Regions from separate parts of the Homo sapiens genome. Here region 1 is linked to region 2. The links are chromatin loops, found by intact Hi-C in ENCODE. Cell type or tissue: adrenal gland. All regions are shown on one strand. Each heading gives the region's core, and the rest is flanking DNA. Links, peaks and the distances in the headings are about the cores only. Region 1 overlaps MEGF6 (multiple EGF like domains 6). Region 2 overlaps MEGF6 (multiple EGF like domains 6).

Region 1 (12,153 bases), core at 2,241-10,240, 110 kb after region 2:
TAGGAGCTCAAGACCAGCCTGGGCAACATGGTGAGACCCTGTCTCTACAAAAAATACAATAATTATTCAAGCGTGGTGGTGCACACCTACAGTCTCAGCCACTCGGGAGGCTGAGGTGGGAGGATTGCTTGAGTCCAGGAATTTGAGGCTGCAGTGAGCTATGGTGGTGCCACTGCACTCCAGCCTGGTTGACAGAGTAAGACCTTACCTCTAAAAAATAAACATAAAAAGTAACAAAATAAAAATGTGGGGAGTGCGTGACTCCCGGCCACACTCCACGGCGCAGCCTGTCCCTCACTGGCAGGATGCCACCTCGATTTTTTAGGGGAGGCCGGCTTTATGGGACAGGGTCCCATGACCTCTGGACTGACCCCTCCCAGGGAGGGACACTGACCCCTTTGCCCAGGCGGTTTCACTGGCGGGGCTTCTGTCCCCATGCCTGAAACCCTTCCCAAACATCTCTGTAGCTGTGAGCCCCATTCCTTTTACAAAGCAGAGGCTTGAGAGCCGCCCGCTCAGCTCAGACCACCCAATTCCAGTCCTGGGCCCCCATCTCTGAGCCCCAGCACATCAGCACCTGCCCGGGTCAGGTCGTATGCAGCACGGGCCTCTCCAATTGTGCTGGCTACATAACGGAGAGAGGAAGGAGCGGCTCCCTTACACCCACTGAAGCTGAGGCCCGCCACCCGGCCCGGATTGGCCTTGGGAGAACACGGTATAGGGAAACAGGGCAGGGAGAGGGACTCAGGGAGCTGGGGGTGAGCGTGGTGTGGCAGGTAAACCCCGAACTAGGCTCAGGAGTCCATGAACCACAGACACCAATGCATGGCCCCAGGAAACCCTCAGACACCCTGCCAATGGCAGGCTCCTGTCCTCCGGCAGAGCCAGCAAAGTGGACTGACCCCACCCGGCCCCAGCTCTCTCTTTCCGCAGCTCTGCCAGCCTCGCTGACGTCGCTTTTGCAGCCTTTGGCAAACGGCGTTGCTGAGCGAGTGTTCCCTGAGTCTCTCGTGTTGCTGGGGAAGGGCGATCCCCACCAGGCCCGGGGCAGATTCATGGCTCTGCTGAGTCCTCTGGGGTGGAGGTGGAGGGAGGGCGGGGAGGCGCAGGCGGCACTCACCCGAGAGGCAGCCCTCCTCGTCGGGCTGCTGCATCCACCCTCGGCAGCACCTGAGCACGGTCCGGGCCTCCGTGGTATACACCTGCCTGTAGCCCATGTAGTAGACGGTTCTAGAAAGAAAGAGAGAAGGGAAGTGCTTACCGTCGCGGGACTGGCTGTATTCGGCTCTCACTGCACCCCTGGGGAGACTGACTCTGCGTCAGCCGGGTTCCCGGCGGCACAGGCTGCAGCACCAAGGTTCCTGGGTGGGGTGGCTGATGCCAATGCCCAGCCAGGTTCTTCTGAACGAGGGGGCAGCATGGAGGCAGCAGGGGCCATGCTGGAGCCAGCGACAGTGGCCTCGTGCTGCATGCAACCCGGGAACACGCTACCTCACTGCCCCTGCCTGGCCCCCTCCCTCCCGACGGTGGTCCTGGCTCCAGGCTGGCGTTGGGACGCACATCTCACCGCTCACTCGGCTCTCAGTACCAGGCAGGTCTGTGAGCATCTCGGGGAGTTGGAAGTGCCCAGCCCTGGAGCCAGAATGGCTTCTGGGATGAGCCAAGTGGGCCCATGGTGCCCGGGACCGGGTGGGCTGTGCCAGGCAGGGGAGGTGCCAGTTCAAACTCCATATTTTGAGTCCATCAGTGAAGCAGACGGCCCCAGTAGGAGCCCCACACACAGGTGCAATGGCCACTGCCCCCTACACCTAGGAGGACAAAGCTGAGCTGGGGAGACAGAGGAGACCTGGAGGAAGCAGTTAGGGGAGCAGCAGGAGGACCTGTGTGGGCCCAGGTCAGAGAGGAGGCACCATGGCGGGCAGGCAGGGAGGGCTTCCCGGAGGCAGTGTGGCCAGGGCAGCCTTGGTTCACAGGCTGGCTCCTGCTCAGATGGGACGGGCTGCGGCTGTCACTAAGGCTGAGCAGAAAATGGTAAGGCCCCCCAGGAGACGGCAGTGTCCTGCTGGGAATGGGCAGCCCGATCTGGCCAGCCTGAGAAGGTGCCCACAGCCAGAGAGACCCCAGCTACCCAGAGGACATGACGTCCCCCTCCCCAAGTCCAGACGCTGCCTCAGGCCACCAGCACCGTGCAGTCCACAAAGCCCGGCCACCTCAGGGCACCCTGCGCCATCCCCTGCCAAGCCCCCATCTCCACCCCAGGGCACCCCGCGCCATCCCCTGCCCAGCCCCCGTCTCCACCCCAGGGCACCCCGCGCCATCCCCTGCCCAGCCCCCGTCTCCACCCCAGGGCACCCCGCGCCATCCCCTGCCCAGCCCCCGTCTCCACCCCAGGGCACCCTGCGCCATCCCCTGCCCAGCCCCCGTCTCCACCCCAGGGCACCCTGCGCCATCCCCTGCCCAGACCCTGTCTCCACCCCAGGGCACCCCGCGCCATCCCCTGCCCAGCCCCCGTCTCCACCCTGCTCCTACAGGCATCACCAGCCCCCACGCATGGGAAGTCTTGGCAGAGCATTTGGCAAGGGGCCTGCCTCTCCCACTCTGGAACTCACCCTGAGTGGGACAGCTACAAACCTAGAGCAGAGGGAAGGTGGGAGGTGGGGGCACCCCAGCCCACAGCCCCAGCAAGCCTCCCACCATCACAGCCCCATCCCGGGGCTCGTAAGTCTCAGTTCCTCCTTGTCTGGGCCTCTTCCAACTCGAGCTGCCCCCAACAGGCCGCCAACCACCCGCTCCATGCCCCCTAAAGTGAAAGACCCTTGGAGAGGGCTGGTCGGCCCGCGGACCCCGCAGCCCCTGTGAGGACCGCCCACTCATTGCCCTGCAGCCACCAGCAGCTCACACAGCTCCACTGCCACCAGGGAGCTGGTTCACGCAGGGCTGGGGTCATCAGGGGAATGAGGCCTTGGCCACACGGATGCCTACTCCTCTGCCTTCTGGAAGGTTCGCTGCCTCTCGAGGAAGCTCCTTTCCTGCTTCCCCAGAGCATGGGTCACATGAGCCCCAGGATCCGCCTGCCCACCCTGCCGTCCTTCCTCGGGAAGCCGCCCTGACGCCTGGGTCCTCACCCCTCCACTGCCCAAACAGCCTCCACCCTCACTCTAGCAAGGACTACTAGCAAGACAGACGGCCACCTGTGCCACCTGCCCACCCTGACGCCCTGTCTCCCGCTGCTTGTTCTGCAGTGACTAATGTCCCCACAAACTCAGGTCCACCCGGCTGTGACCTTACTTCTTGGAAATAGGGTCTCTGCTTCACCTGCAGTCAAGTTAACATGAGGTCATTCACAGTGGATGGGGGACCCTAATCCAGTGACGGGCGCCCTTATAAGAAGAGGGAAATTTGGACGCAGGCACAGGGGATGGCTGTGTGAACAGGAAGGCAGAGACGGAAGTGGCGGCCACAAGCCAAGGCACTCCCAGACAGCCGGCAGCAGAAGCTGGGGGCTGTGACAGACGCCCCCTCAGAGCCCCTGCAGGGGCCCAGCCTGCCCACACCTTGATCTCGGACTTCCGGCCTCTGAAGCTGGGAGAGAATAAAGCCCTGCTGTTTTGAAGCCACCTGGTTTGTCGGGGCTCACTGCAGCAGTGGCAGGAAACTCTTGCACAGCTCACCGCGTGGTACCTGCCCAGGGGTCCCAAGGCTCTGAGGCCTTTGTGTTTGCAAGGACAACTGCTCACGTGCATGTGAGCAGCGGGAGGATGGAGACAGAGGCAGAGAGGGACAGAGGCAAGACAGAGAGACATAGAAAGAGAAATCGAAGGAGTAGAAGATGCGCCCGCCCCGGGCCTGCCCTGCAGCCTGCAGACCCCACAGCCAGCCACCCTCCCCCATCTCTGCCGCTGTCTGCAGGGGCGGTGACCAGGGGCCCAGCCAACAGCCTGGGATCAAGGGCCCTTGAGCCTCTGGGAGTGGCCAAGGCAGCCGGGCTGCCGTCTCTGGGTAACAAAACACCCCCAGCTTGCCGGGGCTGCTGCATGGGAAGCCGGAGGTGGGCCCTGGGGACCCTGATCCAACAAACAAGCGGGGCCAGTGGCCGGCCGGCGGGCGGGCCGCTTCCCGGAAGCACGTGCTCATGCACGCGCACTGCACAGAGACGCTCTGGGAGCGCCTTGCAAACCCCGTCTTGGCAGGACATGAAACCACTTGCCCGGACAGAAACCGACCACCACGGCGAACAATATTTGGCAGAGCTGAGAGTGTTTGGGCCTGTGCGTGGTAAATATTTATCCCCTCTCCCAGGCTGCAGCAGTGCCGGGCTACGTGCTGCTTCCCTGGGCCGCTGACCACCCCCTCCATCCCCCCAAAAGGGAATGACCCTTGCAGTCCCTGCAGCCCCGTGAAGACCAGCCCTCCGTTCTCCTGCAGCCAGCACCAGCCCACACGGGCTCCAACGCTGGGGAGCTGGTTCACGCAGGGCGGGGGTCGTCATGGTAACGAGCCCCCCCCCCCCCCCCGGGGCCCACTCCTCTGCCTTCTGCAGCCACCAGCTCACAGTGGAGGCCACGGCTCAGGGAGTGTGGGCCTGGCAGGAGGGACCTGAGCGGCAGCTCCACCCTCAGAGCCCCTCCCCCACCCCTTCCTTCTCAGGGACCTTGCTCTGCAGAGCGCGGGAGCCCCTTTATTCAAAGGGCCCCCGGCCGGGTTTGTCAGGGAAGTACCCACTGAGGGGGCTGAAGGCAAGACCCCTGAATACCCGGGCGCCCTCTCAGCTGTACTCACAGCCTCACCTACTCTGGGCCGGGCCGGGCTGGAGCACCCATCACCCCGCGGCCCTGCCTGAGGCAGGCAGCAGGCTCCACAGCCCAGAAGCCAGACGAGGGGCTGACGCCTGCTGCCCTTCTGACCGCAGCCACCACAACACCACAACACAGCCACTGCGGGGCCAGCCTGGGGAGGGGGCTCATCTAATCCTCACCGCTGCTGTGAGCCAGGTGGGGAAACTGAGGCTTTGGCGGGTTCCCACCCTACTGGGTCTCATCCAGCCTGCTGGCCTCCCCCCCAGAGCTCAGGAGAGGAGGTGTCTCCTTGTCTGTCCAGGGCAGGAGGGTGACCCTGCACCAGGCAAGCCAGGGTGCCCTCGGGCTGTGGGGTGAGCAGCTGCTGCCTCTCGCCCTCGGCTCTCAGCCACCCTGCATCCTGCTCCAACCAACTGGAGAATTACCAGTGGAAAAGAATCACCACAGAAAGAGAAGGCCAGAAGCCAAGCCCTCGGGGACACTGTCCTGACAATGAGGCCCCAACAACCTGGCACAGGCACACTGCAGGCACAGCTGGACATTCAGAGCCACATGTGGCACCCTTCAGGCCTGGGCAGGGTGCCTGCCGCCAAGCCTAGCTGTGGCCTCACAGCCCGAGTCACCAGTCACCCAGTCGTGTGACGGTGGAGGGCCTGGCGGCAGTCTCGGCCCGGCTGGCGAGGTGGCAGATGGAGGTGCGTAGAGGCTGAGGGGCGTGCGTGGTGCCCTGCCGGCCAGCACTCATGCTTGCTCCTCACTCCAGGGCCTGAGGAAGCCCAGGCCAGCCCCTGACCCTGCCCTGCTGGGGCTGTTCTGCGCGTGGGCACCCCGTTTCTGTGCCCCGTTTCTGGGCTGTGCCAGGCAGCCCAGAAAGGGTTAGGCTCTGACAGGCACGACCCCAGGCCCAGGAAATACTGTCAGCTCAGTTCACGGGTGAGAAAAAGGAGGCTGACGTCGCCAGGCTGGTAGGGGTGGAACCAGCGATGAAACCACGAGCCTCCCATGGCACCAGCTCACCCTTGAGTCACCCCTCAGTGCCACAGTGCTGTGGGGTCCCGCCTCAGCTGCCCCGGCCTGGGCTGCAGCGCCAGGAGCCTGCCCAGCCCTTCCCTGCATCTCCCCAGCCCGGGCTGCCTTCCCTGCATCTCCCCAGAACCCAGGGGCCTCAAATGCTCAGTGCCCCGGCTGAATGGTGGCCAAGCCAATGAGCAGCGCTGCCCTTGCTGAGCCCAGCCACACATACCCAGGTATCTGCTGTGTGGCAGAGCTGTCCCTGTGGGCACAGGAGGAGTGGCCTGTGCCCACCTCCACGATGGCACCCAGAGCCCAGCTGGGATGCTGGGGTCCCCACCAGTTCCACAGTGAGTTGGGAACCTGGTCATAAGCACTGGGGGCTCGAGGGCAAATGGGCAAGGGCTCAGGGTTAGGGACGGGGACTCCTGATGGCAGAGGAGGAGAAGCAATGCTCTGAAGGAGGACAGGCGGGAGCTGGAGGGCGGGGAACAGGGCTGGCTCCTGGGAGGGATGAAGGGAGCAAGCCTCAGGCCGGTGCTCCAGGCACCACCCAAAGTCTTGCCGCGTGGAGTGATATCTGGACCTGGCATCTGAGGAGACTCCCCCGAGGCTGCACAGCTGGATTCAGCCTCCAGCAGCTTGGGAGGGGACACAAATTGGAAACGTGGGATTTGGGAGCACCCTGTGCCCACGAACAGCCCCAGAAGCATCCCAAAGGGACAGGGGCCCAGGCCACATGTCACCACCTCACTTGGGGCTGGTTCCAGTAGAGCACACAGGACGCCCATCCCCCCGGCACCAGGGTGGTAAGAAGCCTCTGGTTCCCCCAGGAGCGGGGGCCAGGTGAGAACAGCCCAGGGTCCTCGGAGGTGGACCTCGGCCCCTCCCCCATGACAAGCCCAGGACCTTGAGGCAGAATGGCCACCTTTCGGGAGGGAGGGTTGGTGAAGAGGCCCGGACACCCTGCATTGGGTAATGCCGGGAGGGGATCCCCTGCCAGTGCCCCCCCCTCCAAGCAGGGGGACTTTGTCCACGGCTGCCCCCAGTGCCCTGCCAGGAGGCTGAGGACCCCGGCACATCGGCAATGCTGCTCCCACCCTGCCTTCAGGCTAGCCTAGAGACCACAATGGAGAAATCATGCCCCCATAGCGAGGGGACTTCCTCAGCCCGGCCACCAGCACTCTCTCCAGCCCTGGGCTCAGATGGCTTCTGGCTGCTTCTAGAAACAGAGCTCTTCCACCACGAGCTGTTGGCGGGAGACCTGGCTGATGCAAACAAATTCCCGCAGGGAAATCCACCTGCATCCATGCACGCATGACATCCACAGGGCAGGCCCGCATCCACGCATGGGTGACAGTCAGGACAGACTGCAAGCTGCTATTTTGGGGAAAACAATGAGAGGAGATTTCTTCTTTTTGCTCAGGGTCCCTGAACCTCAGCCCTCCTGAGATCTCTTGTTTTGGGGGCTCAGGATCCCTGAACCTCAGCCCTCCTGGTACTGGGCCGGGTCGTCTGTTCGGGGGGTCGTCCTGTGTGCTGAGATGCTCAGCAGCATCCCTGGCCCCCTCAGCCTGCCCAGCTCACCTGTCACCAAACCTGACTCCACATCTCCACTGTCCCGGGGTAGGAAGACAGAACTGCCCCTGAGTGAGAACCACCATTATTGCTTAACGGTTTTTTTCTCCTCTACTCTGAACACATCTGAATTGCGCAGCAAACACACATTGACCAGAAAGCTGCCAGAGCCCCCTGGAGCAGGTACAGCAGGTGCAGGTGTCCCGCGTGGACCCCATGCCCAAGGGAGCAGCGCAGAGCAGGGCCTCGGCTCCTCCGCAGATCCCAGGCTGAGAAGCTAGCCACGATCTTCTCTGAGAATGCGTTCCTGCCTTCCCTCCCACAGACACACGGAAACTCTCCACCTGACACGGGGGCTGCCAGCTCCCGGCACAACCCGCTTTGCGGCAGGGCTGGCTCTGCAGAGCCTGAGTCTATAAAAGGGGGAGAGGTGTGCACAGGCACTCAAGTTCGGTGTTGAAATAAAATCTTGCGCAGTAAAAAGTTTCACGTGTGTTGGGGAACAAGGCCCTAGGGCCAAGAAGCAGCAGCCTCCCACCGGGCCCCTGGCAGGCTGAGACCACTCTCCCCTTCCTGCGTGGCCAGCATCCTCCCGGGCTGGGCCCCTCCTCCTCCACACACCCCTCACAAAGGACTCAGGTGCTCGGCTAAACAGGAGAGGGCTACAGCATGTGAGTAGCCCCATGGCAGACCCACCCTGAGGGTGGGAGAGGCCTCATGCTCAGATGAGGGCTTCAGGCAGGGGTTGCGTGTGGCCCTGAGACCAGGACGGGGTCCTGGCCTCAGCTGCCCAGCTCCCGGGTGGTCAGTGCCGCCCTTTGTGTGAATGGAGCCCCTCCCCCAACACGGGCCCCTGCACTTACCTCCGCTCATGACCCACGCACCACGCCTGCCACCCACAGCCGGCCTTCCACACCGGCACCGTGTGGCTTAAGGCCTGCACGCACGGCTGGCGGCGGCCCACCAGGGTCAGCTCCTGCTCAGCACACACGTGGGGCCTGGAACAGAGACACGGAGAGTCAGCGCCTCGGCCACCCCCAGCCGGCAACACCCACCCCTCCTGCACCCCCAGCCTTGGGTGTCAGCTCATCTGGAGTGAGGTCCAGACCCGTGGCCAGGCCTCCACGGCACAGTGCCCATGCCAGTGCCCCAGGCCAGCCGTGGGACCCAGGCTTGAGGGCACAGGAGCTCAGGGGAAAAGGCAAGATGACCGCAACATCCCCCACGCATGGCCCACAGCGTGGATCCTAGTGCCCTAAGACCTTGCAACACAGCCACCAACGACGCTGCCTCAACAGACAGGAACTGTGGCCTCAAGGCACAGTCACACCTCGTCCAGAATCCAGGACCAAGCGCGGGCCCATTCTGTCCTCTCCACCCCAGCCCTCCCCACCTCGCTTCAGAGATGTCCCCAGGCCTGATGTTGCTGGGGCACATGGCTGGGGTGAACCCGGGCCCATCCCCTGTGAAGTCAGCGGCTCCCCGGCATCCTATGACCCACACTGGTGAGTGTTTGCTCTTGGAGGAGGAGGTGAAAACCCCAGCCCCATCCCTGCCAAACTCCTTCAGGTCCCTCCAAGGCCTCTCCAGCCCAGAGGCTGCATAAACCAGGGGAGGGGGCATGCCAGGGACAGGCACCTTAAGCCAGCCATCCAGACCCCACCGGGCTCGGAGCAGGTGGAGAAAGGACTCAGGCCCTGCGGGGGGAAGGGTCAGAGGGAGGGACCCTCCAAAGACAGCCACACGGGCCAGCACCCCCAGAGCAGGGGCTCGCCCCTGGCCTGCCCTGACCGAGGGGTGAGGCGGGCTCCCTCCACAGAGGCAAATTCGGGGGGAGAGGACAAGGCTCCAGTGCTCGTGTCCCACTACGTCAGGTGACGTCTGGGGGGCCTCAGAGGAAAGAAGAGGCTTGTCCTGCTCTCCCAGCTCTGGACTTGCTCCCCAGAACCAGGGCCAGGCATACCTGGTGCGGGCCGGTGTCTCCCCTCCAGCCTCAGGTGCAGCAAGCCTGGCAGATCCCACCAGAGCCCCTCCCACCTCCTGGGGGCAAGCAGGTGGCATGGGTTCCCCCAGCCTCCTCATCAGAGGTCCCCACCCCACCGGGAATATTGTCCAGGCTCGGTACCGCCCTCCGCCCAGGCCTTGCCAGGAGCTCCTAACCAGCCGCCGCCCCGTGGGCCGGACCCTGGCTCAGCACTCAGAGACTGCCCGCCCCGTCCAGCCACCCTGGCCCCAGGCCAGCCGCCCCCAGATGGAGGCTCTTGCAATGGAGGACTTATTTTTCCTCTTTCCTGGGGCTCGTGCTGTGTGGGAAGCCCTGTGTCCCCTCTGACTTCAGCCCACCCCCTTGTGCTGAACAAATCCAGAAAGCACAGACCCAACATAGCGATGGCAAAAACTGAGAGGGGCAAATGGCAGGGCCTCACCAGCCGGGACAGCAGGGGCTCCACCAGGCTGCTGTGGCACCCAGAGGAGGGACCCTGGCCTCCAGCTGCCCACCCACGAAGGGGCAGACGAAGGCTGGGACCAGAGTCCAGCTCCAGGTCTCCAGTCAAGTCCGAGAGGGGCTGGGGCTGCTGCTGGACATGTCCTGCCCATGACCTCCTGCCGAGAGGTTCTGCCCACACTCTCCCGCAGTTTCCCAAACGTCCCATCCCAGGGCTGAGGCTTGCCCACCCGAGGTAGCGTTGATTCCTGGAGTCCAGGCCCAGGTGACTGCAGGGTGGGGCACAAGGCAGGGCACGAGGCAGGGCAGAGCTCCTCCTGGCCATAAGCAGGGTCCAGGTTCCCCACCAACTCCCAGACAGACCGGCAGCTGCAGCCGAGAAGCCTCCGCAGCAATGGGGACCCTCCAGCTAGGCGGGATCAGCTGCACGAACCCAGGGCAGGTGGAAAGGCTCTGCCATTGCCTCTTCCTGCACCAGGAAGACAACTCTCACCTGGGTGGAGAGCGAGACTTCCAAAATCCCCGACTATTTCTACCTGGGAGCTGGGGAAGAGGTGACTCGTTCAGGAGTGCCTCCTCCGTGCCCAGCACCAGGTCCTTTCCTGACATTACATCATCGAATCTCTCCCCTCCCAGGGAGGAAGTGACAGTGACCCCCTGATCTGCTCAAGATCACCAGCTAATGGTGATGACTAAGGGCCAGGTCTCTCCCACCTTCCCCCAGCACTGTTGGGCCTCTGTGTCCTAAGGGCCACGGATCCCAGAGTGAGAATAGGGGAGGGGGCAGGACCAGAGGTTGGATCAGGGACAGAGGGTCACGTCTCCAGGGAGAGCCCTCCTCAGCCTCCCTGGGGCTGGGTCCTGACCTCATTCCTGACCCCCAGACTACAGCACCCATGGGGGATGGTCTCACAGCCCCCAGGGCCACTGCCCCACCCCACCCTGCTGTGACCCAAGGCTGACCTCTGTGGATCACATCCTCCCAGCACCTGCACACACACAAACACACACCCTCACACTCACACTCTCAGTCACACACAAACTCACACTCAATCACACACATTCACAACCACTCATACACACACCCACACACAGTCACACACTCACAGTCACATACACCCTTACTCATACTCAGTCACACACACCCACACACACAGTCACACACACTTTACATGGACTCGAACACAATCACACTAACAGAAGGCACTCACACATACTCTCACACCCACACAATCACACAAACGCAATCACACACATTCACATTCATATGCATGCTTACACACTCAACATGCTCATACACTCACGCACGTTCACACACACTCAATCACACTCACTACCATACCCACAATTACATACACACAACTCACAATCACTTTCACACTCAAAATCACACACCCTCATACACACATATGCTTACCTATACACACATATACACAATTACACACATACACACACAATCACACACATACACATTCACACTCACACACAATCACACATATTCTCATACACTCATACACTCACATACACACACATACACTCATACAATGACACACACACAATCACATACATACTCATGCACACGCACACTTCTGTACTCTCACGCATGCAAGCTCACAAACTCACACACACTCGCACACACATATGCACTCTCAAACTCCCATTCACACACACTCACAGATACACACACAGGCACACACACTCACTTACACACTTTGCCTTCTGGCTGCCAGGTGGGTTTAGTCAATGGGAGGACCAGGAAGAGATGTGGAAGAGGCACTGGGGTGTGGCCCTCCTGTCAGGGGCGGAGGCCGTGCCCACTCTCTCCAGGTTCCAGGACCCGGCCCCCACCCAAGGGATGGCCTTGGCTCCACGGTGGCACCCCCGTGCTTCCTGCGCCCCTTCATGAAGATCCCTCCCCAACCCCTCCCGGGACAGTGCCACCCTGTCCTCCTCCTACTGACAGATACTCTGTCCCCCTGAAACTTCAAAAATTCACACTTTCATGTAACAGTGTCAAATTTGGGATCAGAGACAGGTGTTTTAAAGAACTAGCACATCTTGGAGGGCAGAACTCGTGATGAACGCACCCACCCCACCAACCATCGGGCTCTAGGGCTGCAAAGCGTCATGCAGTGGTTCTCAAAGTGGGGTCCCCCGGCCAGGACCAGCAGCCTCTCCTGGGAACCTGCAGAAATGCACACTCCTGGGCCCCACCCTGGACCACTGAATCCAGGACTCTGGGGGTGGGGCCCAGCATTCCTCGGGGTGGGAAGGATTGCGTGTGTTTGCCCAAGCCCACCAGGGGATGCTGGAGCACACTCA
Region 2 (12,153 bases), core at 3,718-11,717:
CCCTCAGCAGGACAGAGCCAGCCTGGACCCCCAGGACGATCACCCCCTCCCCGGGGTCTTCTTGCTCACTCTCCTCATGGAACCTCAGCCTGTCCCGTACTTCCAGTGTTGGGGTCCAGGGACACTTCCCCGCCCACAGTCAGATAATAGGGCTCCTGCGGGGGCTCTGCCACACGGGCTCAGCTGGAGAGGGGTCCCAGGAGACAGACAGGGCTTACCTTGCTCAGCCCTCCTGTGCAGCCACATAGCCTGGGTAGCTCTCTGGCTGCACAGACCCTCCTGTTGCAGGGGGTGAAACTGAGGCCCAAAGACCCTCTTCCCACTGCAGGGGGCTATCAGGGCTCTAAAGACACCCGTCTAGCCAACAAGGCCTGTGCCCCGAGTAGGTTGCCAGGGTGCCCACAGTGCTTGGTGTCCCAGCCCATCCTTCAGGCCATTGTTGGCCTGGGGTGCTGTGGGGGCTGTGTGGATGCAGGGCAGTGGGAGGGGGCTGCTGCTGAGGCCTTGCGCCCAAGCCCTGTCCCCAAGGCCACCCTGGGCAGGATAGCCCAGGCCGAGGGCTGGGGTTCATCTTGGCAAACTTCAGTGCCCAGCCCTGGGCGGGCACAGAGTGGACACTGCTGGGTCCAGACAGGCACCACCTAACCTTTCCTGCGGCCAGGGGAGCAAGGGGGGTGTGGTTCACAGGAGCACAGAAGCCACGCGGGAGTGGCCGCCCCAGCTAGGCCGGGACAGCCATCAGACTCGACAGGCCACCGGTCCCTCCGTCCAGCCAGAGATGGGACAGGCCACCAGTCCCTCTGTCCAGGCACGGAGTTGGGTCTGTCACCTTGCAGGTCCAGAGCCCCACCGTGAGCACATCCCTCCATCCCACCCCCGTGTCCCCGCCACCCCGTCCGGTGTGCCATGTGTATCCTCAGCCCACAGAGCCCCTGCTGCTGTCCTGTGACCGGGAATTTGTACACAGGGTGCGCACTCACATGACCTCATCCTAGTTCCTGCTGTTGCCCAACCACGTTTTAGGATCTATCTGAGCGGCTCTGCTCATCTTTCCCCTCCGGAACATTCCAGAACATGCCCCACCCTGGCGGTGTCCTCTGCAGGGACTCCCCTTCCCCAGCCTGCCGCACACCTTCCTCTCACGCCACCTGGTGTCTGGCAGAGGCACTGCTGGCCGGGCCCCGGGGCCTCCGATGACCGGACTGCCGCCGGCTCCAGGGCTGGCCCTGGGACCCCGGCGGTTCATGGGGGGTCCTCACCCCACATTTACTCAGAGCCCTTGGCCTCCAACTTTTGCTGGTGGGCGTAAGCCGTAGACCGGTGTTTTGATGTGCAGATCTCTGGTCTTCGCGAGATGGGCCTTCTCCGTACACTTGGCCTTGGCTGTGGGGTCTCCGTGAATTCTGCCCATCTCCTCCCCTCTCCGGCTCGGCTCGGTCCTCCCTTCTCCGGCTCGGCTCGGTCCTCCTCTGGCTCGGCTCGGTCCTCCTCTCTCTAGCTCAGCTCTGCCATTCTTGACCCCAGACCTTTGTCCATTTCAGACATGGCAGGTTGCCCACCAGATGCCACCTGTGGGCTCTGTCGCTGGGCCTTTCCAGCAAACTGGAATGCATCTGACATAGCTGGGAAGTGACATTTTTTCATGTCACATTTGCCTTCCAGTTGTCATTTGTCAGGCCTTTTGAGGTCTTTATAAACTGTATCAGAAGAATTGAAAGAATCCAGAAATTCTTTCGCCAGATACATTCCCGTAGATTTCCAGGTTTTATTGCCATGTTGAACGGTGTCTTATTTTGTAGTTTTCTTGTCAGTTATTGTTGGTGTTGAAGCACTATCGATGTTATAGGTTTTATACATGTTGTACATTTTCCATGCTTTATAGGATTTTATTGCCAACCTTGCTGAATCCTTATCATCAGCTATAGCAATGTCTGTTAGCCCTTTGGGGTTTTCCGTGGAGATAATCCTGTCCCCTGAGAACCACGGCAGGTGTGTCTTCCCCTGAGATCCTTATACCTCAGTTGCTTCTCCTCATCTGAAGATACTGCCTGCTGGGGCGGTGGGGGGCAGTGAGGCTGATGCAGGCATCTTCTGATTTGACTTTATTCACTCCTGTGACGACACTCACCGCGCTCTACCCAGGTCCGGTTCCAGGTGGTCCAGGTATACAGCGAAGCCCCTGCCTCCCGAGTTTGTGCTCTGATGGGGAAGGCCTAGCACAGACATGGGATGTCACGGCAGGGCTCTGAAGAGCAGAAGGCTGGGAGGAGGTATAGCAGGACCAGACGACTGTCACCCCAGTGGGCACGGCAGGCCCCGCTGGGCGGCATCTTTTGCACAGACCTGAATTCATCGGTTTCTCCCCTGAACATGACTCTTGCACCTAACCACTATCAAAAGAGGTCCTTTCTCAGGTTTCCAAGAATGCCTATCCCAAACAGGCATTGAACTCTGTCCAACGTTCTTCCTGCTGCCATCAATACAGTCATCTGATTTCTCTTCTCACCCAAATGCACCGACGCATTTTCTGATGTGAAACCGTCCTTGCATTCGATCCAGTCCATTCGGTCAGGCCAGTGTTCTTGGTAAAATACTCTTATTTGGATAGCTAATATTTGATCTAGGATTTTTGCCTACATGGAATGAGTCTGCAGTTACTTTACTTGTTACTGTCCTCTCTTGGTTTTAGAGCCAAGTTTCCGCTGCCTTTGTGGGATGAGGTGAGCTGTTTTTCCTCCATTTAAAATTTCTGGGCCAGGTGCAGTGGCTCACGCCTGTAATCCCAGCACTTTGGGAGGCCGAGGCGGGCGGATCATGAGGTCAAGAGATCGAGACCATCCTGGCTAACACAGTGAAACCCCGTCTCTACTAAAAATAAAAAAAAGTTAGCTGGGCGTGGTGGCGGGCACCTGTAGTCCCAGCTACTCAAGAGGCTGAGGCAGGAGAATGGCATGAACCCGGGAGGCGGAGCCTGCAGTGAGCTAAGATCGAGCCACTGCACTCCAGCCTGGGCGACAGAGCGAGACTCTGTCTCAAAAAAAAAAAAAAAAAAAAAAAAAAAAAAAAAAAAATTTCTGGAACGAGTCCTGGTTGACAAATGTATGGTATACACCTGGTGTAACCATGCATGCTACAGCTGTGCCAGGATTCCTGGGGCTGAGCGGAGGGAAGGAGCGGCTCTCCCACGGCTCTTCGCCTCTTCTTAGGCCACTGCCTGATTCGCATTTTTAACCTCCGTTTACACCAGTCTCGGCATTTTTCCCCCAGTTTATCATTTTTCTAAGTGTTTTCCAAGTTATTGGTACATAGCTGCTCATAATTTTTATACCTTCTTCTCTATTGTGTTTGTAGTTAACTCTTGTGTATTTTTTTCTCTCGTGTTTAAAAAATCAGTCTTGCAAGGTGCTTTCTTGCTTCTTAGTCTTCAAAGAAGGAAATTTCGGTTTTCTTAAGCGTTCCATTATTCTGCACCTGCTGAATGTAAAGTTTATACACAGAAATGTAAGTGTGAGTATCACTTATCATCAGAGAAATGTGAATTAAAGCCACGAGGCCGAGTGCAGTGGTTCGCACCTGTAATCCCAGCACTTTGGAAAGCTGAGGCAGTCAGATCACATGAGCTCAGGAGTTCGAGACCAGCCTGGGCAACATGGCAAAATCCCATCTCTACAAAAAGAAAATACAAAAATTAGCTGGGCGTGGTGGCTTGCACCTGTAGTTAGCTTCCTGGGAGGCTAAAGTGGGAGGATTGCTTGAACCCTGGAAGCGGAGGTTGCAGTGAGTCGAGATGGCGCCACTGCACTCCAACACGGGTGGCAGAGTGAGACCCTGTCTCAAAAAATAAAAATAAAAATAAAACCACAATGAGATATCATCTCACACCGTCAGAATGGCTATTATTAAAAAGTCAAAAATATAACATGTTGAGGATGCAGACAAAAGGGAATGCATATACACTGTTGGTGGGAATGTGAACTCACTTAGCCTGTATGGAAAATGTTATGGTTTTTCTCAAAGAACTAAAAATGGAACTCCCATTCCATCCAGCAATCACACCACAGGGCACCTGCACAAATGAAAGGAATTCATTATATCAAAAAGATGCTCACACTTATGTGTTTATCACAGCACTGTTCACACGAGCAAAGATATGGAATTAACCTGTGTCCATCAGTGGATGACTGGATAAAGATGTGTGTGGAGGTGTGTGTGTGTGCACGCATGTGTGAGTTTTACATATCATATATATATATATATATATATATATATATATATATATATATCTGCATTCCATGTAGTACGGACATGCAGTATTGCATGCACACACACCATGGACGACTACTCAGCCATAAAGAAGAATGAAATCATGACTGTTCCAGCAACATGGATGGAACTGAAGACCACTATCTTAGGTGAAATAACTCAGAAACAAAGTCAAATACTGCATGCTCTCCCTTATATGTGGGAGCTAAATAACGTGTACAGACAGACAGAGAGGGGAATAACAGACATTGGAGACTGGAAGGGTGGGAGGGTGGCAGGGAGGGATGAGAAATTACTTCATGGGCAGAATGTACACTACTCAGTAATGGTAACACTAAAGCCCAGACTCTTCCACCATATGCTATGTCCATGTAACAAAACTGCATGTGTACCCTGTAATTTTATAAATGTTGTTAAGCTGAAAAGGTGTGTGTATGTGAACACAGTAAACATGTAAGTATAAACACAGATGTACCGTGTGTGTGCAAGCTTATTCAGGTTACCATTGCTATGTCTTACTTGCTTAAACTATTGGTTTTTGTAAAGTGCACGTTCAAATCACCCATGACAGCTATTTCTACCTGCTCTATCCATCACTGCTGGATGAATGTTCGAGCCTCATTGTTGGGTGCGTGTATGTGTATGTATATTTACAGACTGTTACGATGCTTCTTACCCTGAAATATTCAAACGCCTGCCCTAATTCTCCTTTGGTTTACTCTGCATGTCTGTGTTTCTACCCTTTGAAGCATGTCTTTTATAGTAAAAATACTATTTAGTATATTTTTAATGCAGTCTAGTCTGTTTTTAATGATGTTTTTAATTGACAATAATTGTAGATATTCATCGGATACACAGTGATGTTTTGATACATGGGATGTCTAGTGATCAAATCAGGGTAATGAGCATATCATCATCTCAAGCGTTTATTATGTGTGTTGAGAATGTTCAATATCCTCCTTCTTGCTGCTTGAAACTATATAATATATGGTCAGGAGTTTGTTTTTCCGTCGTCATTTGTAACCGTTAACATTAGGATCTGTGAGCGTGTTTTCTAGTTATTCTGCTTTATTTTCCTCTGCTCCTGACCGCCGTTGGATAGCTGAGATTTCCTCCGGATGGGCAGAAGCTCGGCCTGCCTTATGGCTTCCGTAGCTGAACACTGTGTCTTCACTGAGCGGGATGAGTGATTGGTACCTGCCAGGCCCCCCGTCCACACCCTCACACCATGCTGAGACTGTCGGGGGTTCCCATTGGGGAGTAATGGTGATATTCTGACTCTCTGAATTCCTAGGCCATTTGGGAACTGTGGTGACTGAATATCTCAGAGCACCCTCCTGGCTTCTTTCTCTTCTGGCTGGAGAACGTCTCTAAGAGCATTTTAAAATCAGGCTTTTCTGTAGAAAAATGGCCGAGGCCTTGAAGGCCTAAGAATAACATGGACTTTGCATGCCTTTGATAGTTTAGCTGGATGTAAAATTCAGCCTTCAAATATTTCCTTCAAACTCTGAGGATGGAACATCACAGTTTTCTGGCTCTCCGTGTTTCTCACGTATAGTCTGAGGTCAATTTGATTCCCATTCTTTTTTCTCTGGGACTTTAGAATTTATCTTTGACATTGATGTTCTTCAAGGTCTTATGGCTTTTTTATGTTATTTTTCCACCTTGTGCATTTCCAGGCTGACTGAGATCATTCACCTTTAGATCTGAGAACGTCTTGGTCGTCGTTGCTTCATGTCAATGACTTCTTACTTTTGTATTTTGCAGTTAGATGGATGTGAATGAACACCTCCCTTACCCATTTCCATTCATCTATCTCTGTACGTTGTCTCTCTTTACGCCTCCCTGCTATTCCTGGGAGAATCTCCTGAGCTGTATCCACTCACCCCATCTGCTGGATGCTTCATTTCAAGGTATGCGTTTTCCACACTCCGTCTGCACCCCAGTCCGTCTCTCTCTGGCTGCTGCTTCTGCATCCCCACCATCCTGCCCTCCCTTATCACTGTTCTACTTTAAAGTCTCCCCACAGCGGTCCATTCATCAGCTTCCTCTGTGACAGCTCCCTTGCTGTCTGTGAGCAACCAAGCTCACTGGACTCCTCCTCCTCCTGCTGGTGAAATTGTCTGCCCTGGGGCCTCAGCTACCTTGGCTGGTTTTAGGGTGATGGGGGCGGCAGCCCAGACCCTAAGGGGGCCTTCTTAAGGGAGAGAGAGTCCTATGTTGCGGTGTGAGTGCAGCCCTCTCCATTGGCCACCCCACTCTGCAGAGGAGCCCCCAGCCACCACCTCTACCCTCTGCCTCTTCCTTCCACTCTGGGCCCTTCTTCCAGGAGAAGTCAGCCTCAGCCCATGAGTGCCAGGTGCTCGGGAGGGCTGGTCTGTCCTCACCCAGGGAGTCCCTGCCCCTGCGATGCTGCCCTCCCCCCACTGCTGATGCTCAGGTAGGGGTGGGTGGGGTGAGCCCAAGGGAGTTCGGCCTCAGTCCAGGTTGCCCCTCCACACCAGCCCTCCTCCCCCTGGGCCATTCTCTGGGAACAGCCAGTCTCTGGGTCTCAGCGGTAATGAATGCAGCCCCAGCGTTCTCCTCAATAGCACTGGGAACTGAGATGAGTCCCAACTTCTTCACTTGTGTGGCACCCCCACCCCTGCAAAGGGCCCCGGGTGCACTGGGAGGTCCCTGGGTGCACCGTTATGCTGGCCGGGCCCCAGGGAGGAGCCCACACAGAGTCCACGTAACACAGCAAACACACAGGCCACGAGGAGGTTGCCTGCTCCTTTACCTTCCTAGGTTTACATGGTACCGGAGCCAGCAGCCTGGTGAGCCCGCAGGAGCCTGCAGACCTGAATCAGGGTTTCTGGGGATTGGGCAGGAGATGACAGGCAGCTTCCAGCTGATCCCAGGGCTGCAGCGGGCATGTGCAGTGGCCCATAAATACCTTTACATAAATACGGGCTGGGCGACTTCCAGTCCCAGGGCCTAGCACCAAAAAGCCTGCCTGGAGGACAGTGGCCCTGTGCCTGCACCTGCGCCTGCACCCACACTGGCGCCCACACCTGTCCTCAGTCCAACTCAGAGCCGCGGGGAGAGCGGGACTTCCTCAGCCCAGGCCCAGAGCGTGCCCCTGGGTTCTGCAGAGCCAGGCCAGGAGGCGCCTCTCTTCCAGCGGCCATGCGAGGCTTCCCTCCTCAAGGCCACACCAGCCTCCAAGAGCGACAGGTTGCTGGGCTGTCCACAGCCCTCCACGGCCCTCAAAGGAAGGGCAGTACCAGGAGCTCTGGGCCCGTGAAGTGTCCTTCTCAGTGGTCACCAAAGGCCAGGGTCCCCTCTGGCTGGGACTGGAGAGGCGGGCTCCACGGGACTGCCTCTACTAGTGCCTCGCTGGTCCACCGCTCCGGGATGTGGGTCTGCTGGAGGCGGGCAGTGTGCCCGCTGGGGAAAAGGAGAAAAGAGGGCCAGTCCAGGGTGGGGCGGGTGCTCCCAGAACAGACTGGGTTCTGGGTTGGCACCTCTCCCTCCCACCCCTCCCTTCAGCAGCTCAGCCCAGCAGGTGGGTGGGGCCCACCCATCCTTCCCAGCCTGTCCTTCCCAGCTCTGGCCCCAGCCTTGGTCTCTGAGCTCCAGATTCCTGGGGCCCAAGGCCCCGGGTGCAGCTGCTGCCCTGTGGGGCCCAGATTATACTTAAGCACTCTTCGTTGACTTTGCCATAACCCACCCTCCTGGCAAGCCCACGGGCATTCCCCACACCCCTTACCTGAGCCCTGGGCTAAGGACGGGTTCTCGGGGAGCCGGAGGGGCCCACCTGGAGGGGAGAGAGAGCAGGCCATGTTAGTACCCCCAGCCTTGAGTGAGCCACAGTAATGGCAGCAAGGCGTGACCCCATCCAGGCCTTCAGGGACCTCCACTTCCCCCGCACAGTCTCCTTCCCTTCTCAGTCCTTTGCACTCGGGGAAGGAACGGGGGCGGGAGCTGGGGGGGGGGGCTCTCCCTCTCCCCATAGGAAAGCTCTCAGCCCCTCCAAGCCTCTACTACCCGCGACATCAGGGGCTTTACCGAACGCCAAGCCAAGTCCACTCCAGGGGAGGGCGCAGGACCCAGGACTCCCCACGCCCAGCAACACACTGCCCATGGGGCCCCAGGCTCCTGAGGCCTCCAGCTCAATGTCAAGGCACTGCCCCCGGCACCCGGCACCCAGCGCAGGTGCCGGCAGCCGGCGGTGCAGTACCACAGATGACCACTAGATGCCGCTGCCGGGCAGCCTTTTGTCCCTGCACCAGCGCACAGGCTGCTGCCCCGCCCCTCCTCTCCTCGCCCCGCCCCGCTCCACCGAGATGGGGGCTCCCCTGTCTTAAGGCTCTGAACAATCTGCAGCCAGGACTGCCTTAGAAAGGCACAAACAGATGCACACATACACAAAGTCAAGACTATTTGGGGGCCTCCAAGCGGAGGACCCCAAGTGTGAAATCCCCAGTTAGCCAAAAAGCAGAGCCTGCAGCCTGGCGCCCGGCCTTTGCCCCGCCCACATGTCTTGCCCCGCACAGGCCCCAAGCCTGCCTCCCACTTCCCTCTGCAGAGACAACCTTTCCCAACACCGCTGGGGGGTACACGGTGCGGGGGTGGGGGGGGGGGTGCGGGCAGCAAAGTCTGGGCTGGCCAGAGGGGTGGGGGCATCCCAAAAGCACTGCCTGCAGGCAGAGAGCACATTCCAGGACAGCCTCAGGGTCCTGAAGGTGGTGCTAAGGAGCCACCCTCACACAGGTGCTGGAGCACGCTCACACATGCCCGGCACACACGCCTGTGCCCCCTGCCGCACATGCATGCACTATTGCGCAGACGCACTGGCTACATTCACACACTGATGCACACGTAACACACAGGCACTGGCACGCACAGGTGCCTGCTGCCTGTGCAGGACTGCGTGCGTGGACTGGCACGCACAGGTGCCTGCTGCCCGTGCAGGACTGCGTGCGTGGACTGGCACACACTGGGTGCCACACACATGTACTGGCACACATGCACACACACCCTGCTGTACGCACTGTTGCACGTGCGTGCACAGACACACCCTCACACCCTGGTGCACGTGTATGGGGGGCAGGAGGGGCAGGGATGGCCAGCGTCCATCCACACTGTGGATGGTCCAGCCCAGCCATGGGGTCATGACCCTCTTCAGGCCCCCGGTGCAGTTTGCAGCCCACCCTTGCAGCTGTTGGGGCTGGGAAAGATGGGCTGTTTCCAGCTGGCAGCATGGCCCACCCCTGTCCCCTGGTTAAGTGACTGTGAAGCTCACACTCCACCCATCAGAAGCCAAGTGACACTCTGGGTACCGGGTGGGGACAGATGACATTCGCTATGTCTGAATAGCCATAGGGTGACCCGGCCAACTCCGCAGTGGGTGAGAGAGGGATCCTCTGCCAGGGTGGAGCTGAGGCTGATTGGGGGATGGTGCCTTCCCGCCCTTCCCCAGGAAGCCCAGCTCACCTTCCCGGCACGTGGGCCCCATGTAGCCATCCACACAGTGACACTGCCCACTGACAGGGTCGCAGTCAGCCCCACCCCCGCAGTCACAGTGCAGGGTGCAGCTGGGCCCAAACTGGCCCCTTCTGCAATCTGCAAGGCGGAGGGGGCGGGAGACAAACCTGAGCATCATCCTTGCCTTCCCCGCGCCAAGGAGCCTGGGCCTAGGGGCCCGCGGCAGAGCCCAGGTGGAGTGAAGCCTTCTGCCTGGGTGTGTGCGGGAGCTAAGACCTTGGGCCTCGGTTTCCCCTGAGGAGTAAACAGTCCCTGCCCTGCCTTCCTCAGCTACATTCTGCAGCCAGTGAGCTCCTGCATGAGAAAGCCCAGGCCCCAGGCACACGTCCAGAGTCACCACCGAGTTCCTGCCCCGCCCCAGGAGGGCAAACAGGAGCCAGTGTTCAGGGATGCCCCCTCAGGGCACAACAGGCCTGAGAGCCACAAGGCCAGGTAAGCAGCCCCAGCAGGTGAGCCCCTCCTATCCTCAGGTGGGTCCCTCCTATCCTCAGGTGAGCCCCTGCTATCCTCAGGTGAGCCCCTCCTATCCTCAGGTGGGTCCCTCCTATCCTCAGGTGAGCCCCTCCTATCCTCAGGTGAGCCCCTCTTATCCTCAGGTGAGCCCCTCCTATCCTCAGGTGGGTCCCTCCTATCCTCAGGTGAGCCCCTGCTATCCTCAGGTGAGCCCCTCCTATCCTCAGGTGGGTCCCTCCTATCCTCAGGTGAGACCCTCCTATCCTCAGGTGGGGCCCTCTGGGCTGGAGGGGCCACAGCCCCCTTGATGTCCCCCAGTCCACAGCTGGCAGATCAGGGAAGTCTTTCCACCCAACCAGAGCCCCCTCCCATGACCATGGCCTTCCTGGGACGTTGTGGGGGCCACACGGCAGGGCCTGGCCTAAGGCTCCAGCAGGAGGGCCATGCTTGGTACCGCATGTCCCAGCAGCTGACTCCAGCCCCCCCAGGGGGCACAGTCCAGGTGCAGAGGCAACAAGAGGGGTTGGTGGCCAGCCCAGGACTGGCACAGGTAGGGCCCAACCAATCAATATTGGTCACTGATGGAGACCCACACCCACGCCCTTCCTGGGCAGGACCCCAGACTCACCCAGGTTACAGGTGGCTCCTGAGCGCCCTGGTGGGCAAAGGCAGAGACCGGTGACAGGGTCACAGGGTGCCCCCCCGTCACAGTCACAGCGCTGGTGGCAGCCCTCTCCAAATGAACCTGGCTCACACCCTGGTGGGGGCAGTGGGCTCAGTGTCCCCCTCCTGTCCTGCACCCAGACGGGACGGGGCCAGGGAGCGGGGGTTCAGGGAGGCACCAAGCACTCACCCCTCTCACAGAAGTGGCCGTGGAAGCCGGCAGGGCAGAGGCATCGGCCACTGATGGGGTCGCAGGGGGCTCCATGTTGACACCAGCACAACCCCTGGCAGCCAGCCCCGTGGAAGCCAGGGGGACAGGCTGAAGGACGCCGGTTACCACGAGACAAGGGCACACGGTGGCAGAAATGTCCAGTTTGCCCAGAGTGAGTAAAACCCGCCAATCCAGGGGCCCGAGAAAAGCCCCCTCCTGCCCGTCCTCGTCCCTCCCCACTGCTGCTGGCTCCCCACCTCCCCACCACTTCACTGCTGCCTGGATCACCCACACGGGAGGAGTGGACAGTGGCTCAAAGGGGCCCCAGCCCAGCTGCACAGGCCCCCAACTCACGGTGCTCGCAGGCCTGGCCATAGAAGCCGGGGCCGCAGCGGCAGGTGCCCGTGGCAGGCTCACACGTGCTGTTGTTGTGGCAGGAGCACTCCAGATGGCAGGCGGCTCCGTAGCGCCCAGGGGGACAGGCTGGGGACAGGGCAGGGTGGGCAGTCCTTCGGCACCAGCCTTGCCCAGCCCTATGGCAGCCCAGGGCACCTCCCTGAGGGGATGCTGGGGTCCCGCTGGCCCCGCACACTCACCCAGCTCGCAGTGCCGCCCCGTCCAGCCCAGGCCACAGGAGCAGCTGCCGTTGCTGGCGTGGCACAGGCCCCCATTTCTGCAGGAGCAGGTGTGCTCGCAGCCCACGCCAAACCGGTTCTGGGGGCAGCCTGGAGACAGAAGGCAGGTGCTGCCTGGAGCTCTGGCCGAGGGCTGGGCTCCCTCTGGGGATATGTCCCCACAGGCTGACAGTCACTCGGTAAATGCTTCCTGAGGCCCATCAGTGCCAGTCTCTGCCTGCTGGGCGGGCACATGCCAGGGAGTGGCACCAGCCGCATCCTCTCATTCCTTGGTCATCTCAGGCTGCCAAGTGCCAGGCCTGGTCTAGGAACTGAGGGTGGCTCAGTCATGAAGGGGCTGGGTGAGCGCCTGCCCAGCCTGCAGGAAGGGGTTCACAGAAGGCTTCACGGAGGCAGCGG

Evidence for each region. A loop is a pair of places that touch in the nucleus more often than their neighbours do. Peaks named below come from ENCODE experiments on the same cell type or tissue, not always from the same donor. Only the 100,000 strongest peaks of a DNase experiment are listed, where the experiment ranks them.
Region 1: a loop joins it to region 2, with 2.6 times the contacts of the local background. A loop is called at or near these places in 89 of 110 quality-filtered maps.

What each region holds. Positions count from the first base shown.
Region 1 is chr1:3,594,218-3,606,370 of GRCh38, forward strand. MEGF6 (multiple EGF like domains 6) reads right to left here. Exons shown (of 37, transcript NM_001409.4): 2 at 8,249-8,383; 3 at 1,121-1,230. Among named protein-coding and RNA genes, the nearest start is that of MEGF6, 11 kb to the right of the region's middle. RefSeq lists an enhancer at 2,365-3,261. In adrenal gland, for the core only: no CTCF peak of the experiment used is centred there; a DNase peak (open chromatin) is centred at 5,274; H3K27me3 peaks cover 432 bases.
Region 2 is chr1:3,482,898-3,495,050 of GRCh38, forward strand. It overlaps MEGF6 (multiple EGF like domains 6), which reads right to left. Exons shown (of 37, transcript NM_001409.4): 31 at 11,716-11,844; 32 at 11,474-11,602; 33 at 11,099-11,227; 34 at 10,874-11,002; 35 at 9,742-9,870; 36 at 8,015-8,062; 37 at 5,054-7,692. The coding sequence ends at 7,631. Among named protein-coding and RNA genes, the nearest start is that of ARHGEF16, 34 kb to the left of the region's middle. RefSeq lists enhancers at 198-1,033, 1,034-1,868, 8,723-9,248, 9,249-9,773 and silencers at 8,404-8,453, 8,474-8,603. In adrenal gland, for the core only: a CTCF peak has its summit at 8,485 (motif pointing right); a DNase peak (open chromatin) is centred at 8,504; H3K27me3 peaks cover 804 bases.